Linked DNA regions of Mus musculus: all the other regions are linked to region 2. Evidence: chromatin loops called from intact Hi-C (ENCODE). Cell type or tissue: left cerebral cortex. All regions are shown on one strand. Each heading gives the region's core, and the rest is flanking DNA. Links, peaks and the distances in the headings are about the cores only.

Region 1 (5,777 bases), core at 1,963-4,462, 76 kb before region 2:
CCAACCAGTAAACACTAACATCTGCTTATCTTTGCCTCTCTAGTGCTAGGATTACAAGAGTATACAACCACATCTGACTTTATCTGACTTTTTTTTTACACAAACACACACACGCGCACACACACACACACACGCACGCGCACACACACACACACACACACACACGCACACGCACACACACACACACACACACACGCACACACACACACATACGCGCACACACGCACACGCACACACACACACGCCTGTGCATGTGCATGCAAGTCCCCAGGGAGGCTCAAGAGGGCATTGAGTTACAGGTAGTTATGAACTTTGGGATATGGGTGTTAGGAAACAAACCCAGGTCCCCTGTGAGAGCAACAAGTGCTCATAACTGCTGAACCACCTCTGCAGCCCCCTCGTTTGACTTTTTCAAGTGGGTTCTGGGCCCTCAGGCTTGTATGGCAAATGCTTCTTTACAAACTGAATTATTCCTCTAAACCTGGCTTTCTGGTTTGTTTGTTTGTTTGTTTGTTTGTTTTTAAGGTTTTAATTTTCTATATATGCACTGTGTGTTTGTGTGAGTGTATGCCATGAGTGGGCAGGTGCTCACTGAGGCCAGAAAATGGGCTCAGATCCCCTGGAGCTGGAGCGAGAGTTGGCCATGAGCCACCCACTATGAATTGTGGGACTCTTCCTTTGGAAGAACGGCAAGTGCTCTTAACTGCTGAACCATCTCTCCAGCCCAAGACTTATAAATCACTACCTTCTGAAGTTTGTTAGCACAAATCCATCCCCAAGAGTCAGGATACCTTTAATAAGCTGTCAAACTTGCTATCTGACTATAGAAGTCCAGGAGTGGCCAGGCACAGATGTTTGCTCTCTGCTCCTTTAACTGCATCAGGCATCAACCTCAATTCCGGTGCTTTTCTTTGTGAATCTAGACACAGCCTGAAGTCCTTTTTAACAGGATACTCTAGGAAGCCACTGTCACATGATCTGTGAGACAGTACAGTTTTGCTGGCCTGTACAATAGTGACCTAACAAAACCAACTGCCTTAATGTGCCGCCTCAGAAAAACCGTGGCATCGCTCCCTTTTTAAATTTTTCTCAGAAGGGAAAAATAGGGTTGACTACCGATCCAGAAAGTTTGTGGTACACAATGGGGGCCTCTGGGAAGTGGGGGAGGGGGTGGGGGGCTGGCATTTTAGAAAGTTAAGACTCATTAAGATGAAAGAACTCACAGGACATATTTTCTTACTTTTCCAGAAACAAGATGAAAGATTTCTCTAAAGGCTTAGGCTTTTTATATGACAATATATGACTTAGAGGTCACCACGATGTTTTCATATATGATAGTAATGATGGCTTTTTTTTTTTTGTTTTTTGTTTTTGTTTTTGTTTTTTGAGACAGGGTTTCTCTGTGTAGCCCTGGCTGTTCTGGAACTCACTCTGTAGACCAGGCTGGCCTCGAACTCAGAAATCCACCTGCCTCTGCCTTCCGAGTGCTGGGATTAAAGCCGTGTGCCACCATGCCCGGCTGTAATGATGGCTCTTATACCTTGATTATTCAATCATAAATAACAGGCGTGGCTCACAAACAGTGGCTGGAATGAAGTTTTCTTTTTCTTTGTAAAAGGGACTCCACGATCTGGGAGGATCACTCATTAGGTAAAGCCCTTTGCCCTACAAGCCTAGTGACCTGGATTTCATCCTGGAACCCACACAAAAAGCTAGATGCAGTGGTGTGTACCTGTAATCTCAGCATCCCTACAGATAGCTGGGAGACAGGAAGATCACCCGAAGCCGACCAGCTGGGTGGACATAAACAGCAAGGCTTAAACACAGAGACTCCCCCTCCTCAAAAAGGCTGAGAGAACTGACTCCCAAAAGTTCTTCTCTGGTCTCCACATGTGTGCCCTGGCAGCCATGTGCCCACCCACAGTCATATACATCTTATACACACATGCACACATACACAGAACAGAAAATAATAATACTAAAAATTTAAAAACCCTGCAGAGGAAGGTAAACCTTGAGTTCATGGTGATACCAAGGCTGCTAAGAATGAAGAATGTAAGTCTCTTCTATCGTTTGGCCATTTTTACTGCATAGTTATGTTGCTTTATGGACTAAGGTGACTATGAAAACACAATCCTACCAGGGAGGAAAAAGGAAGGACAAACAGATGTGTTCAGTTCTCTGTCTTCTGTTTAAGCAGTTAGAGTAAGCAGAATACCGGCTTCCCTAGAGCTGTCCACTCTGATCTCACTGTTGTTCATCCTGTATGTCACTTCGCCGGGCATAAAGGACATCCCAACATTGACTTAAGTTAGAGATGCAGAGGTGGGGAGACAGTCTCACATTGTCTGGATGGGTCCAATCACAAAGTGTTGGGAGTGAACTCAAGCTTAGAAAGGGTCTGATGATGTGTCAAAGCACGGGAAGTGCTCTGAAGGTAAGCACCGATCGAGCTACTCCTGGTGAGACTTTTTAAACAAGGAAATAAGAATATTTTATCAATGCTTCTAGTGTTCTCAGTCTAAATTATTAAATATCAGCCTTGCTTTAAAAATTATCCCTGTGTATTCATGATGCAGAAAAAAGGTTTTGATATTTTACTATCCTTTTTGAGCCAGAGTCATGATATGTAGCCCAGAGCTAGTCTTTCATTTATAATCGTCCTGTTTTAGCCATCTTGGGCACTGGGATTACAGGCGTGCACCACCTACTAATTATTAAGATTGCTTTGCACCAGCTCAGTTCGCATTGCCATTTTGGTGATTATGTGTTACCATGCAAAATGAAAGCTGTCTGGTTGTTGGCAAGACAAGATGAAATTCAAAATAGCAGGACTATCCCAACACTTAAGCGCTAGGAGTGTAAAGTATAACTAGGGTTCAAAGACATGATAAAAGTTACAGTATTATAGACATGTCTGCAATACAAAGCAATAACTCACAAAGCTCTGTCAGTGCTGGGGGCTGCACTTGAGATTTTCTGGGTATTCATTTGCCTGGAGAATAGCACAGGTAGGGTTGCTATATGATATTTCTCTGGGAAGTATGGCAGCCGACAGCAGACTGTCTCAAATCTTCCCCTGCCTGAGACATAAGTCCGTGTCAGTTATAAAGCTGCTGGGTACAGATACCTCAGGACTCTGCCTCCTCTTTCTGGGCATTTCTCCTGGCTCTGCCTTCCATTTGCATACTGGCTCTATTTCAGGCTGGCAGGAAATCATGACAGCTGTCCCGGGCATCAAATGCAGACAAGAGCTGCTTTTCTAGAGCCTCCTCAAGACTAAGAAGAAGCCCTCCAGCACACCACCCCTCACCTCTTATTGGCTAGAACTGCATCCCCCAAACACCATAGATAGATGGCATCAAGGGATCAGAATAGAACACTCTCAAGTCGCCCTGTGCATTCTGGGTGTAAAGGGTTTAACATAGACTCAGCCTTGGCTGCTGGGAGAGAGGGGTGTGGGAGAACAGAGCTGAGAAACTCAACCTCAGCAGACCTCAGGATGAAAGACTTAGGTGTACATATCCTTAAGTCTGTTCCAGGAAGTTGCTAGAAACCCTGCATCTGCCCATATAGCTACAACTGTTCCCTGAGGAAGTGTTTTTCCAATTTCTGTATTTGCCTCAGTTGCTCTCATGAGCATAGACCTGGAAAAGGACAGGGATGGTGACTCTAGGAAGGAAGGTCATGATACCACACCGGCAGCAGGCATTCTAGAACATCCATTCTTGACACAGCTCTAGCCAGGGAACAGCCCACTGGGATTGCCTTAGGCCTATTTAGGCTTATCCTAGGACCCAGGTGTGTGTATAGGGGTGGGGACTGACACCCATCCACTGCCCTCCCAAATTAGGGCATAACAAGCAAGGAACTTAAAAAACCAAAACCAAAAAAGCAAAGCAAAATAATCAACAATACTTCCTTCCTGCTGTGTCAAACTGTAATTATAATTTTCACTGCAAGTAAGCATATTTGTTACCAAAGTAGCTAGTTATGTACTTTTAAAAGTATGCTGACTAACACTCATCTGTTATATACATGCCTGTTTTTACCCACACAAAGTACAGTGTCCTGAAAGAAAGAAAAAAAGTTCCAGGTTAAACTGTAAGATTGCCATCAGCTGACTGGTAATGTAGAATGTTACTCATGTTACTGTGCTTGGTAAAAAGTTAATGTCCCGCCCCCCCCCCCATTAGCTCTTCTCCAAACAGCAGGCCAGATTTACTGCTCTGCTGTAGCAATGTAGGTTGTACCAGCGCAGTCGCTGCACATTGTAGAATTAATGAACTTATTTGCATGGCTGGTGTTTACAGGCTCAGCCATCTCCTCTCTGCTGCTGCTGGCTGTCAAGTGTACATCCCATTTTATTCTATTCTGGTTTCTCAGAGACCACAGGACCAATTTCCCCTTGGGAAAAGAGAAACCTGTTTCTGAACCTGTTTAGAAGCCTGGAAGCCGGAAGAAAGACCCGGGTGTTAGGATGCTGATTTCTGATACACTCTGGAGAGGAAAACCTTTCTACCAGAGACTCCGGGCTAGGTTGGGGGAGGCTCTCAGGAAGGCTCTGGATGTGAGGTGCTTGCTTAGCTTCTGTTCCAGAGAGGCCCCACAGCTCAGTGTTCCTCCCACTTGCCTCCTCAAATACTCGAGTGTCATATATATTTATAACTGTGCAGTAAAAAAGTGAACTTCACTAGCAGAGATAACTGTCATAATCCAATCCGTTGTACTCTAAGGCACACCTAGGAACTAGAGGCACTGGGATTATGTGTGTTGGGTCAAATCATATATAAGAGGGGCTGGAGAGATTGCTCAGTAGGTAAACTGCCTCTCTCGTCAGGCATGAGGACCATGACGTGTGAAAGCCATGTGGAGCAGTGCATTCCAGTAAACACAGTACTGAGGAGTCAGACAGACACAGGACAATTTCTGGTGTCTGCTTGGCAGCCAGTCTAGCTGGCTGCTCAGGGTTCAGTGACACAACTAGCTCATGGAGATTGATTGAGGAAGACACTTGATGTGGATGGCTAGCCTCCTTTTCCACATGTACACAGCTCATGGGCACCTACATATGCACAGGTACGTACACACACAAACTCACATAATCATATGGGGATGGAGGGGAGACAAAACACTAATTAGGGACAGTCAACGGAGAAGTGAGGCTAGCATTGTCTGTGCACAAAGGGGAGTTGGGGATATGGAGGAAGTGTTACGGTGAGGCTTGTGGGATTCTTCTAGGGGGTGTTAGGTCAAAAAGCAGGATTTCCATTGTGCATTTTTGTTTATGCCCATCCTAGTAGCTGCCCTCAATAAATGTTAGAGTCAAGGAGTAAATGAAATATTGATCTTGGCAATACACAATAGCACTTGAATTGGCCTTTATGTGTGTGCATCTTTCCCCTGCCTTCCTAAACGTTATCCTACATCAGTGGTGCCTCAGTACCCACTAGAAGAGCCCCACGTGAAATCACTTTAGCCTGTGAGGCCCCAAGTCAGTGCTTCTCAACTGGGGCTGCACAAAAGAGTCACTTAAGGGGATGGTGGAAAAATCTCAAGGCTCAGGCTTCGCTGCCTCAATCTAGTTAAAACCAGAAGCAAAGGCCCGGGCATCGGAATGCCGTGGTCGTGATCCATTACTCTAAGTGAGCATGGAAACAGCCTGGGGCAGATGGGAGGCCAAGAAGAAATCCTTCTGCACAAACCAGTGCCAAGGCTGCCATCACTAAGGTTCAAAGTACAGAGAAGTGAGAAAGAATTCAGATGAGACTGAGGAA
Region 2 (5,777 bases), core at 1,379-3,878:
ACTTGCTGGAATGGGTAGCAAAGGCTTCCTAGAGACATGAAAGACGGTGACCACAAGGATCAGGCTTGTCGTCATAAATCTGAGCCCCAAAACACAACCTGTAGGTCCCTAGGTCTCAGAGATATCAAGACAGGGAGGAAACTAGTCACCATCAGAGCATTAGAACTGGGCTCTGCCACAGGCTGCCGCCACCCTCCCCCACTTCCTTGTCTTTCCTTCTCTGCAGCTCCTAGAACACTGTGTCCTCGAGCTGCTTCTTCCCCCACCCACCCCCGTGCCCACCCCCACCCCCATTCCCACACCTCTCTGTCCCTCTGTTGAGTTCTCTCCATCCACTTTCTCCTTTCTCTTACAGTAAATATAGGAACACCACCTGCAGACAGCCTCACCCGGGCTGCACCACACCATGGGAGGTCACATCACCGGAGGTGTTCACGTGCATTCCCACAAGGCCTGCGGATCTCCATCGCTGTATCATTCACTGACTATACTGTTTGTGGCTTTGGGCCTGAAGTTCCTCCGGGCCTCATCTTTACATACCTGAATCAAATCCAGTGTTGGGTCACATGAGGCAGATGGGGCACTGACTTTCTAATGAACTCTTGAATGTAGCCTTGGATGTCTTCAAGAGAAGCAAAGCCACCAAGAAGTGTGACAGTGATGTGAAGGACCCAGCACCTTATTTATGATCCCGAACATCTACTAGACATCACACACTCATCTGGGACAAGAAACTGTCCCAACAAAATGCTTTGTTCCTGACTAGAATAGAATACTCTTTAATAGCACCAGGTATTTTATAGGGAACAAAATCTATAACTGACATGGGATAAATGTGTGTCTGTGGTTATTGTGTTTTGTTTTGGATGAGGAGTAAGTAGAATTATCAGCTACATTACATGGATTTTTTTTGTAAAAAATTAAGTTTCTTTGGTGGTAAAAATGGGAGATACTAATTCTGTTGTTTTCTTCATCTCTCCGGGTTTAATGGGCACCTATTGTATGCAAGCTAGTGTCTTAGATGCTCCAGAAACACTAGGGAGGAAGATAGGCCAGATACTGCCTTTCTTACGATTAGTTTCTATGGGGGAGAATGATAATAAAGCAATGAATACCAAGAAGACACCAGCTACGATTTCCCCCATCTCTAGTACTCAGAAATGCATTCTGAGGAGCAGTCTAGATCAGCAGTTCTCAAACTGTGGGTCGTGACCCCTGGTGGGGGGTGTCAAACCATATCTTCACAGGGGTTGCATATCAGATATCCGGTGTATCTGATATTCACATTTTGATTCATAACACTAGCAAAATTACAGTTATGAAGTAACAGTAAAAATAACTATGGATGGCGGTGTTAGGAAGGATGAGAACCACTGCTCTAGATGGATTGGTGGGAGTATGTCCTCTGCAAAGAGGTCACATACACTGACTCCAAGTGACAGAACACTTTAAGGAAGCAAAGACATGCAAATGTGTCCCAGTGCAGGGAGAGATGTGAGATTTGTGTTGTCTTTCGACTTATTTTTCTATGTCTCTTTCTGGGTCCCTGTGACAAGAAGAAAATGTCTACTTTATTTACCAACACATGCACAGTGCCCACACGCAGCTCCTGCTTGGCACACAAATGCTCAATATCTATTAATGAATAACAAAGGGCCCTTGACCTACCATTCCTTTTTCCCCAAGGGCAGAGCAGGTCGGTCCTGCGGGTATGGGCTGTGCCCATCATGTGGGAGAATGGAGAGAGTAGGAAGCTGGTTTCCTCATAGAGCCTGGCAATGGCAGGCTTAGGAATCTAGGACTGCCTGCCTGAGGCCACGCCTCTGCCCGAGGCCACGCCTCTGCCCGAGGCCACGCCTCTGCCCGAGGCCACGCCTCTGCCCGCCCTTGTACAGCTTCATGTTGAGGCTGCTTGTTTTCTGAGCTGACAGGAATCTGAGGCAGACTTGGTTGAATTCACCTGCAATCTTCTGAAAGTGTGACCAGGGTCTTAGCTACAAAGTAAGTTCTGGGTAAAAGGAAGCTTCTGATTGAGAGTTCAAATGCCCCTAAAGCCAAGACAGGTAAGAAAGCCCTTGGCTGCCTCCTGCGGTACAAGGATGGGAAGAGCTAGCTGATGTTCTGTTCTGGGGTAGCTGGATCTTTAACCAAATGACCACCATCATATCTGCGTTAAAAAAAAAAAAGCCAGCCACACCTTTATGCCTAGCACCCTGGAGGAAGAGGCAGGTGGATCTCTAGGAGCTGAAGGCTAAGCTTGGTCTACATAGTGAATTCCCAGACAACCAGAGAGCTATACAGGGAGACCTGCCTCAAAAAAGTGCTCCCCCCAAAAAACCCAAACACACACACACCAACTGCTGGTTTTAGGCAGGTTTGAAATATTTGAGGGCTCATTTCTTGCCATGTGTCTTACTTACATTTATGCCTTACATCTGTTTTGTAAAGTCCCAAGATATTTCAAGTCTTAAGGCCCTGTACTGGTATCTCAAGTTCTACCCGTATGGATTCAATGTGGCATGTTTTGCTCTTTCTCCAAATGTTTGAAGTGGGTTTGTCTCATTTACCTAATGCAATGTAACAAGTGACCTCAAAACTTTGAGGCTTAAAATAACAGTGGGTTGTTTCTGACCGGGTGGATCTTCTGCCTTAAGCTAGGGCGGTAAGGATCTGAAGTCTCCTGGAAGCCTGACCCGGGTCTGGGCTGGGGTTGGAACGGCTGGAATGCGGATGTTTTAGGAACTGGATGGACCTTGACTAGGAGTTGAATCAGGACTGTCTGCTGTGGACCTTGGTTCTTCTCTTCGTGGCAACTGCATGTGGCTTCCTGTATCGCCTCACAGCCTAGTGGCTGGCTTCCAAGAAGGACTATGCCAACAGTAAGCATTCCAAGATGGAGGAAGTGGAAGCTGCCAGAGCCATTAAGGGTCAGCTTGGAAACTGGCCAAGTATCACTTCCTCTGTATTTTATTAGTGAAAGCGCTGAGGAGCTGGCCTGCAGTTCGTGTAGGAGAGACCTGCAGAACAGCCTCTCCGAGGAATGTGTCCATCTGGGTCATTCAAATCGTAGTTGAGGATGTTTAAAAATAGCTGTTCTTTTGTTATCTCAGATAAACGAAACGTGAAATAAATAACCACGTGGCCCAGCAATCTCTCTTCTGGGTAAAGGGGTCGAAAGAAAGGCCTTGAAGATGCGTCTGCATACCCATGTTTATAGCTATGTTATTCACCATGGCCAAAAGGTGTAATGGGCCTCTTTTCCATTGGTGGGTGCATGGCTAAACAAAATATGATGCTGTCTTCATTCTTTTGGCCTACTATAACAAAATATCAGTGACTGGGTGGCTTATAAGCAAGAGAAGTTTGTTTCTTAATGTGATGGAGACAAGGCAATCTAAGATCTAAGTACAGGTAGATTTAGTTTCTGGTAAGAGCTCTCTTTGACTTTTCTCGTTACAGAATTTTTACACGGTGGCAAGTGTGAGCAATCTCTGTGTGGTATATTTCAATTCTACACTTGTCCCTTGTGATCCATCACCTCCCAAAGTCTCTGCCTCCTAATATTACTAGGATTTGTAATATTGGGTGCTAGGATTTCAGCATATAAATGTGTGGAGGAGACAAATGGTCAGACCACTGTAGACCTGTGTATACAGGGGCATATTGTTTATCCTTAAAATGAAGTGAAATTTGTAATGTGGATGAGACTGGAATGGACCTATGTTAGGTAAAAATAAGCTAAGGGGAAAGAAAAGAACATTGTGTGAGTCTCTTGATGGGCGGGCGGGGCTTAGAGCAGCCAAATCAGCAGACAGAAAGGACAGAGGTTACTAAGGGCTGGAGGAGAAGGGAATGGAAGTGACTGCTTTGGGTGTAGTTTCATTTGAGGACATAGATAAAAAATATTGTAACTGATTAATCTGCTGAACTGTACACTTAAAATACTTCAATGGTGAGTGAATTCATTATACATTTCTTATAAATGTACACAATAAAAACATTGTTCTGAATTATGTGTGAATATGACATTTTGATGTCACCTTTTTTTCCAGTATATTATAGCCATGTCAGCACTGACTTGTGTTATAGCACTAACTCCCTGTGCTGTTAAAAGGCTGTGGGCCAGAAGTGAGGGTACCTCACTTGGAAGCCTGTCATCTTGCAGACTCTCAGGCTCACTACATGTACTGTATCAGACCCTACAGCTTATTCAGAAGCCTGGATGCTGATGTACTTGCTCATGTGTGAGAAACACAGAATTACTTAGGCTTAGTGCTATGCTTTGTTTGTGGACACTCAAGTAAACAAATACATACTAGTTGTATTTTCCATTTTTCATTTTGGGATCATTTAACATTACTTAAACCCTTAAATATTTTCATTGGACTTTGAGATGTTCCTGGTCCTTGACACTGTGCCAGGAATGTCTGGGGAATGCCATTAGTAAGTCCTGGACACAGTCGCATCCTCTCTGGTCCTAACGCCTGTTTCTCCTCTCTATGGCTGTATTTCTTCCCATCAGCCCTCTGGTTTCCACTGGACTTCTTCCCTTTAAGGAGACTGCGAGGGAAGACTGAGACAATCGTGGCTGGAGCACGCCTTAAAGCAGACCTGATTTTTCCATAGGACACCTTGACCCAGTTCACAGGTGAGGGAGGCCAGGCCTTGTTCTTTCAGTGACTGAGTGATAGAGTTAACTGTTAAGCCTCCATTTCTTTCTTTATTATTATTTATTTATTTATTTATTTATTTATTTATTTATTGGTTTTTCGAGACAGGATTTCTCTGTATAGCCCTGGCTGTCCTGGAACTCACTTTCTAGACCAGGCTGGCCTCGAACTCAGAAATCTGCCTCCTGCCTCTGCCTCCTGAGTGCTGGGATTAAAGGCGTGCGCCACCACACCCGGTTTAAACCTCCATTTTAAACCACAACAATTTCCAGGAGTTTACCATGAATGCTGGAAACCACACATGTTAGTCTGTAGTTTAGTAGATTTTCTTTTCTTTTCTTTTCTTTTCTTTTTTCTTCTCTTCTCTTCTCTTCTCTTCCTTTCCTTTCCTTTCCTTTCCTTTCCTTTCCTTTCCTTTCCTTTCTTTTCTTTTCTTTCTTTTTTTTTTTTTCCCTTGGTTTTTCAGGCAGAGCTTCTCTGTCCTGTTCTTGGCTGTCTTGGAACTCGCTTTGTAGACCTGGATAACTTCAAACTCAGAGATCTACCTGCCTCTGCCTCCCAAGTACTGGGATTTAAGGTGAGCACCACCATTGCCTGACTATTCAGGTTTTCATATGATCTCAGACCCAAGGCCTAGATTCAGTAACAGTATATAATTGCTTGCTCCGATCCGGGGAATCTTCCCAGCACCACCAAGACCACACTGCCAGGTTTCTACTTTTGTAAATAGAATGAGGCAGAACTTTTTTTTTAAAAATAGCTAGAATTTTTAAAGTCAACTTTAAATTTATGAGATTCCTTATATTTCCAGTTTGGGGCTTTTACAAACAGCAGGTGGATATATCCCAGTGTTTCTGTGGGGAAGAAATTCCTGTCACATTTCTGTGTTCTGACCGTGGAATGGCTGGGTCAGAGGGGATGCCTAGGGTTAACCAAGCCATTTTCCATACGGTTACTCCCTCCCGTCCTAATAAAAAAGTGAATGTTCCCACCTCCTTTCTCTCTGAGGAGTCAGGACAAATTTCAAGCAAGACATTGCCCACACATGTAAGATTTACAAATTTCCATCAAAACGTTAGTACCAACACTTCAAACACAAACGCTCCA
Region 3 (5,777 bases), core at 1,164-3,663, 140 kb before region 2:
TGCCATCCTGTTAGCTAGAATGCTTCCTGGCAACCTCTCTATCCATAGAATATAAAGTAGGACTATATAAAATAAGGTAGGAAATTAGATAGTGGCTAAGATATGAAGGACCGTGAGTGCCATATTATAGCAAAAACATTTTAATCTGCAAAATGATGAAATACGTATTTAAAACAAAGTTGCAAAGTAGAAATCAAATTTATACATTAAAAAACCTCACTGTGAACATAAAAGGTAACCTAAAACCAAGCAGCCCCTATAGCCGAGATAACCAGCAGTAAACTACTGCAGAACTCTAACAGAAACCATAAGACAGTGAAAGATGTAAACTACAACAATTTTTCTAGAGGAAAAAACAAACATACAAAAACCTGCTGACAGCTATTAACAGCAATGAATACGCCTTGTAAACTTTTTGGGTAGCATTTCTACTTGCTAAAATGTTGACATAAGTGAAAAATATGAAGCTCATAAAACATGCATAGGAAGATCTTATGGAACATCAGTTAGAATATGAAAACCACCTTAATGCAGAATAAAAAAGTTATTTAAGATATAACATGCCACAAAATACACATGTATCTGATACTTAAAATCCCCTCTGCCCCTGCAGTGCTGGAGACTGAACTCCAAGAGCCTTACAAAGGCTAAGCAAGTACTCTATCCACTGAGTTATATATTTGCTCCTTTGTAGGGATTTCTAAAAACACAGCGCAATACTTATGTTACATGGAATAAAACAGAGAGTGAGGGAAAGAGAAAGGGAGGGAGGGAGGGAGGATGTCTTAGTTACTACACAGAAAGTTTGAGTGTTAGGGATTGAACTCAGGTCTTTCACATGTTAGGTAAGTGTTCTAACACTGAGCTAGACTCCCAAGCCCAGGAGAAGGTAGGGGTGTGTGTGTGTGTGTGTGTGTGTTGTTATTGTTGTTGTTGTTTTTATTTTGGCTTGTGATGTTTTTAAAAAGCAACAACAGACCAACTAAGCCATAGCAAGATTATGGCTTATTTATTCTCATCTTCACAGCTCACATATTTCAGAGTAACCATATTCCTGAGAGCCATGACTCTCATTTTTCTGAACTGAAATATCATCCTATAATTAAGAAAAGTAAGGCCCAGAAAGGTTAACTGACAATAGCACCCATTACCAAAACTTGAAGACTGCATATATTGAGACTCACTGCTAAAAAGTAAACCTGTAAGCCAAAGCCCTTTATCTTTGTTATGGCGACACTCTAAACAAGTGCTTCCCAGCCTGTGGGTAGCAACCCCTTTCAGGTCAAGTGACCATTTTGTAGGGGATGCATGTCAGAAATCCTGCATATCAGATATTTACGCTATAATTTATAACACTAGCAAAATGATAGTTATGAAGTAGCAATGAAATCATTTTATGGTTGGAGGTCACTATGACATGAGGAACTGTACTAAAGGATGGCAGCTTTAGGAAGGCTAAGAACCACTCTTCTACATTCACTGGGTTATAAAATTAATTTATAAATTTATTCCTCAAAAGCTATAAAATAGTGCTAGAAAACTGGCCCAGAGGTAAACTGCTCTTGCAGAAGATCCACGTTCTGCTCCTAACACCAACCACAGGAAGCTCGCAGATGCTGTCTCTAGCTCTGGTGGATCTAATACCTTTGAGAGCATCTGCATTCATATGTGAACACAAACACACTGTCAGATAATCTGAGCAGACTCCAAGATGGGTAGACATTTATGCTCACCTTCTTCTCTGAACTACAACCTTGTTATAATCCCAAATAAAGTCTTGACACCAAACTACTCAACTCATTCAATTAAGAAATGTTAATAAACCATTTGGTACCTTTAAAAGCAGAAATGTAAATATAGTATTTACTAGGTATATGCAAATATATATAAATACTATATAAATATAGTATTTACTAAAAAAGTTTTTGTCATAAAGGTGTGAATGGCTATAGGACAGGAGAAAAAGACAATTTAAGAAATTGTGTGTTGCGGGAGTTGGATGTTATTTAAACTACAATATCATCTGTGTGCTTGAGGGTAGACAGCTTGCCTAGAATGTATAAGGTCTTTAGTTTGACAAATCTATCACCTATAGTATCAAAACATCTTTTCTTTCTTCTTCTCTTTTGTTGGTTTTATTTAGACATGGTCTCTCTACATACATAGCCATAGATGTCCTAGAACTCACTATGTGAACCAGATTGGCCTCAAATTCCCAAAGATTCTTTTGCTTCTGCCCCCTGAATTCTGGGATTAAAAACATATGCCACCACTCTTAGCTTCAGAACATCTAAAATGTTTTTAAGGTGGTAACTGAAACATTATTTTAAGAAAATACAGTAAGGCATAGGTTTTGAACATTCTCCTTGAGAGGGTAAAAAAAAAAAAAAGTAAATTAGGTGTGTTGGCACATGCCCATAATCCTAAAATTTGGGAAGCTGGGGAAGGTGTTTTGCCAAGAGCTCATGACCAGCCTAGAATTACATAATGAGACATTGTTAACACACACACACACACACACACTCTTTAACTGAGTAGTGTGTCACAAGATATTTTTTGGAATTTGTTTAAACTCACTTAAATTATATGACAAACTATCCACCACCTTAATTTTACTATGGATTTTTCAAATGGTTCCCTTATTTTAAAAAAAAAGAAAGAAAAGAAAATGCCTGTATAAACAATGAAAATGCACCACCCAGTGGCAAGAGATAAGAACTACAACTTTTACAAGGATAGTAGCAAAGGCAGGTTGGAAATTCAGTAGTTTTGAAGACTTATTAACAGAAAAAGCCAGTCTGTCTGGGCTGGTGCCATGAGCAGACCTTGGGTGGGAACTCCGCAGCATCCAGAAGAAGCTCCACTCCCAGTTGCTCTAACACACCAAGGATCCCAGGATCCCAGGGGCTTGGTCACACCAGGATCTCAGGGGCCCAGAGGCATCTTGACTCCCAGGAGCTCTGACACACCCAGGATCCCAGAATCCCAGGATCCCAGAGGCAGCTGAACTCTGAGGAGTTCTGACACAACCAGGATCACAGCAAGGACAGGTTCCAGTCAGAAACAGCGAGGACAGGTAGCACTAGAGATAATAAGATGGCAGAAGGCAAGCATAAGAACATAAGCAGCAGAAACCAAGGTTACTTGGCATCATCAGAACCCAATTCTCCCACCATAGCAAGTCCAGTGAATTTCCAGTGAAACCCTAGTTATCAACAACCATCGGGGTAATAACAATTTAGCCTTTCAACATGCTTTTAAAAGTGAGGAGAGAATAGTTGAGTATGGTGGCACACCAGAGCAGAGGCAGGCAGAGCTCAGTGGGTTCAAGGAGTCAGGATGGTTGTTGATAACTAGGTTTTCACTGGAAATTCTATGCCTCGTCTACTTTCTATTATTCCTAAACTACTTTATAACTCTTGGCTTATTAAAGAAACACACAGAAACAAAATAGAACATTTGGAAGGTAATCTAGATTTCTTAAAAGGGAGCCAAGTAAAGACTCACCATCAGTTATGAATCCCATACACGAGTCTTGAGTGTGATCATATTTACTCTAGTTTAATACACCGAATAATTTATCTCTTACTAGAAAACAGATAGGTAATAATAGCTTAACATTCCTAACTTAACAGCTTTCTTCTTAAAAAAAAAAAAAGTTAAATAAAACTAAAGGCATATTAAATAAAACTCCAGTAAGGGTATTTTTCGTTTTTGAAGCACTTTGTATTGAGTCTAGTTAACATCATACAGCATTACTGTGTAGAGAGCACATCTAACAAAAAGACAGCAAGCAAACCACTGCCTGGTCAGTACAAAGCAACATCACTGAGCCAAGCTTCTTCCTTTGATGACTACAAAGTCTTTAGAATGTTTCTATTTCAAATGTGGTCGACAAACAGCAGCGCAGTTATCAAACTGCCTTGTTAGTGTCCCCAGTCTGCTGCTTCTCCTCTAGAGTCTGAGAGATATTCTAAGATACTTTCACTAAAACCACAGGAGACACTCACATAACTGAAGTCTCCTTGTGTTTACTATGGCTGATAATGATGTGCTATATTTAATATGTAAGAGAATGAGAAAAGTAATGGACAGCTGGGCAATGGGATGCAAGTATTTATTGGTTTTACAGGACAAAATAAAACAAATTCTGCGGTATTGCTCATTATCTCCACTACTTAATATTTTCTTCTCTAAGCTTCTCTGACAACATTAAGTAGGATTTATAGACCCCTTCCCACTGAAAATCTACCATAATTATTAAGTTGCTATATACTGAAGTCTTCAACCAATACTGGGCTCACTACTATACATGAACTGTCTCTAAATGGGGCTGACATTAATTATTAAGTCACATGTAATTATGTGTAAGAATAAGTATTAAGAAGATCTAGGTAGCAAAAAAATTGCCAATTACAAATGTTGACAAGATTACTACACACGACTACTGAACGTAACCTACCCTCACAGGAATTCCCATATTGTTTTCCATACTCCTATGGAAGCAGTAGTTGTATTATTTGAGTTCTATAGGCCTGTGACAGAAAACAGAAATCCAAGGCAAGAATAGGAAGGAGCTATATACTTTTAAAAAACCACTGAGTTATTAAATGATACAAAATTTTTTTGTTCTTTTTTTTACTGATTCAGATTTAGTTTTTCTCCTTCTATCAAGAAAACTAATTTGTATAGGCTATATATTTTTATTCCTTTTTTTTTTCCTTTTTGAGACGAAGATTTTTCTATATAGCCCAGACTGGCCTCAAATCCTCAATCCACCTGCCTCCAATTTCCAACTATGAATATACATGCCATATTTACACACACACACACACACACGTACAAACATACATACATACATTTTTAAGAAAAATATTTTTAGAGACCGTCTTTATATAAAAACTGGTTCTTACTGGATTCTTGGAAGAAATCCAAAATATGGGGCTTTCATATTTCATGGTCGCAACAAATTACCTTAAATCTTAAAAACACACACAAGCAAATCTTGTATATATTTTCTGATAATACATCCAGCCACTTTGCCAATTTGTTTATACATGGTTTGTTTTCAAAGGCTGTCAGTGATTTGTAAAATGTTGTTCATATATTAATATGTAAAGCATTAATTTCAAATATATAAATTTAAAGAATTTACCATACTATTACTTAAAACTTAAATACTGCTAGCTATTTTCTCTGTATGTTTCTAAAAACTTCCAATTATATATTTTGTTAATATGTTTCTTCCCCTCAAAACAAAATGGGGGTTTAAGCTTTAAGCTGAGTGTTAGGGACAGACGCATGCTTCTGAAAAGAAGGACGCACCCACCCATGGCTCCACGTAGCCCTCTCTAACACTTAGAATGATTACATCAAATTCTACACAAAAGTACACAATGTTGTAAGCAGCCCACTTCCTAATAGTAAACATTTGAGTTTCCTTTTTTTTCTTTTTTCTAAGAATGTTATACATGCTTATATAACAGTTTCTGGAGTAAAAATAAACTCTCCATAATTAATTTAGTAAAATTAGTTCTAAAAACTTATGAAATCGTAATTCTCATGTATACTCTCATTAAAGAATACATGTCAGAATTAAACCTGTGTGAAACAGTATGCATCAACCATATTTTCACACTACACTAGAAAATTGTTCTTTTTTTTTTTTTTTTAACCATCTTTGCTTTTTTGTTTGTTTGGGGTTTTCTGTTTGGTTGCTTTTAAATTTTTTATTAGATATTTTCTTTATTTACATTTCAAATGTGATCCCCTTTCCT

The links. A loop is a pair of places that touch in the nucleus more often than their neighbours do. Peaks named below come from ENCODE experiments on the same cell type or tissue, not always from the same donor. Only the 100,000 strongest peaks of a DNase experiment are listed, where the experiment ranks them.
Region 1: it touches region 2 in a loop (2.6-fold over the local background); 4 of 42 quality-filtered maps call a loop at or near these places.
Region 3: a loop joins it to region 2, with 2.5 times the contacts of the local background. A loop is called at or near these places in 31 of 42 quality-filtered maps.

Annotation. Positions count from the first base shown.
Region 1 is chr14:31,851,617-31,857,393 of GRCm38, forward strand. No RefSeq gene overlaps it. Among named protein-coding and RNA genes, the nearest start is that of Ankrd28, 24 kb to the left of the region's middle. In left cerebral cortex, for the core only: no CTCF peak of the experiment used is centred there; a DNase peak (open chromatin) is centred at 3,222; H3K27ac peaks cover 2,046 bases.
Region 2 is chr14:31,927,709-31,933,485 of GRCm38, forward strand. LOC102640059 (a long non-coding RNA gene) reads left to right here and starts at 862. Exons shown (of 5, transcript XR_874500.3): 1 at 862-2,879; 2 at 4,523-4,648. In left cerebral cortex, for the core only: no CTCF peak of the experiment used is centred there; a DNase peak (open chromatin) is centred at 2,896.
Region 3 is chr14:31,788,267-31,794,043 of GRCm38, forward strand. All of the region lies in intron 1 of Ankrd28 (ankyrin repeat domain 28), which reads right to left. Among named protein-coding and RNA genes, the nearest start is that of Ankrd28, 39 kb to the right of the region's middle. In left cerebral cortex, for the core only: a CTCF peak has its summit at 2,712; a DNase peak (open chromatin) is centred at 2,714.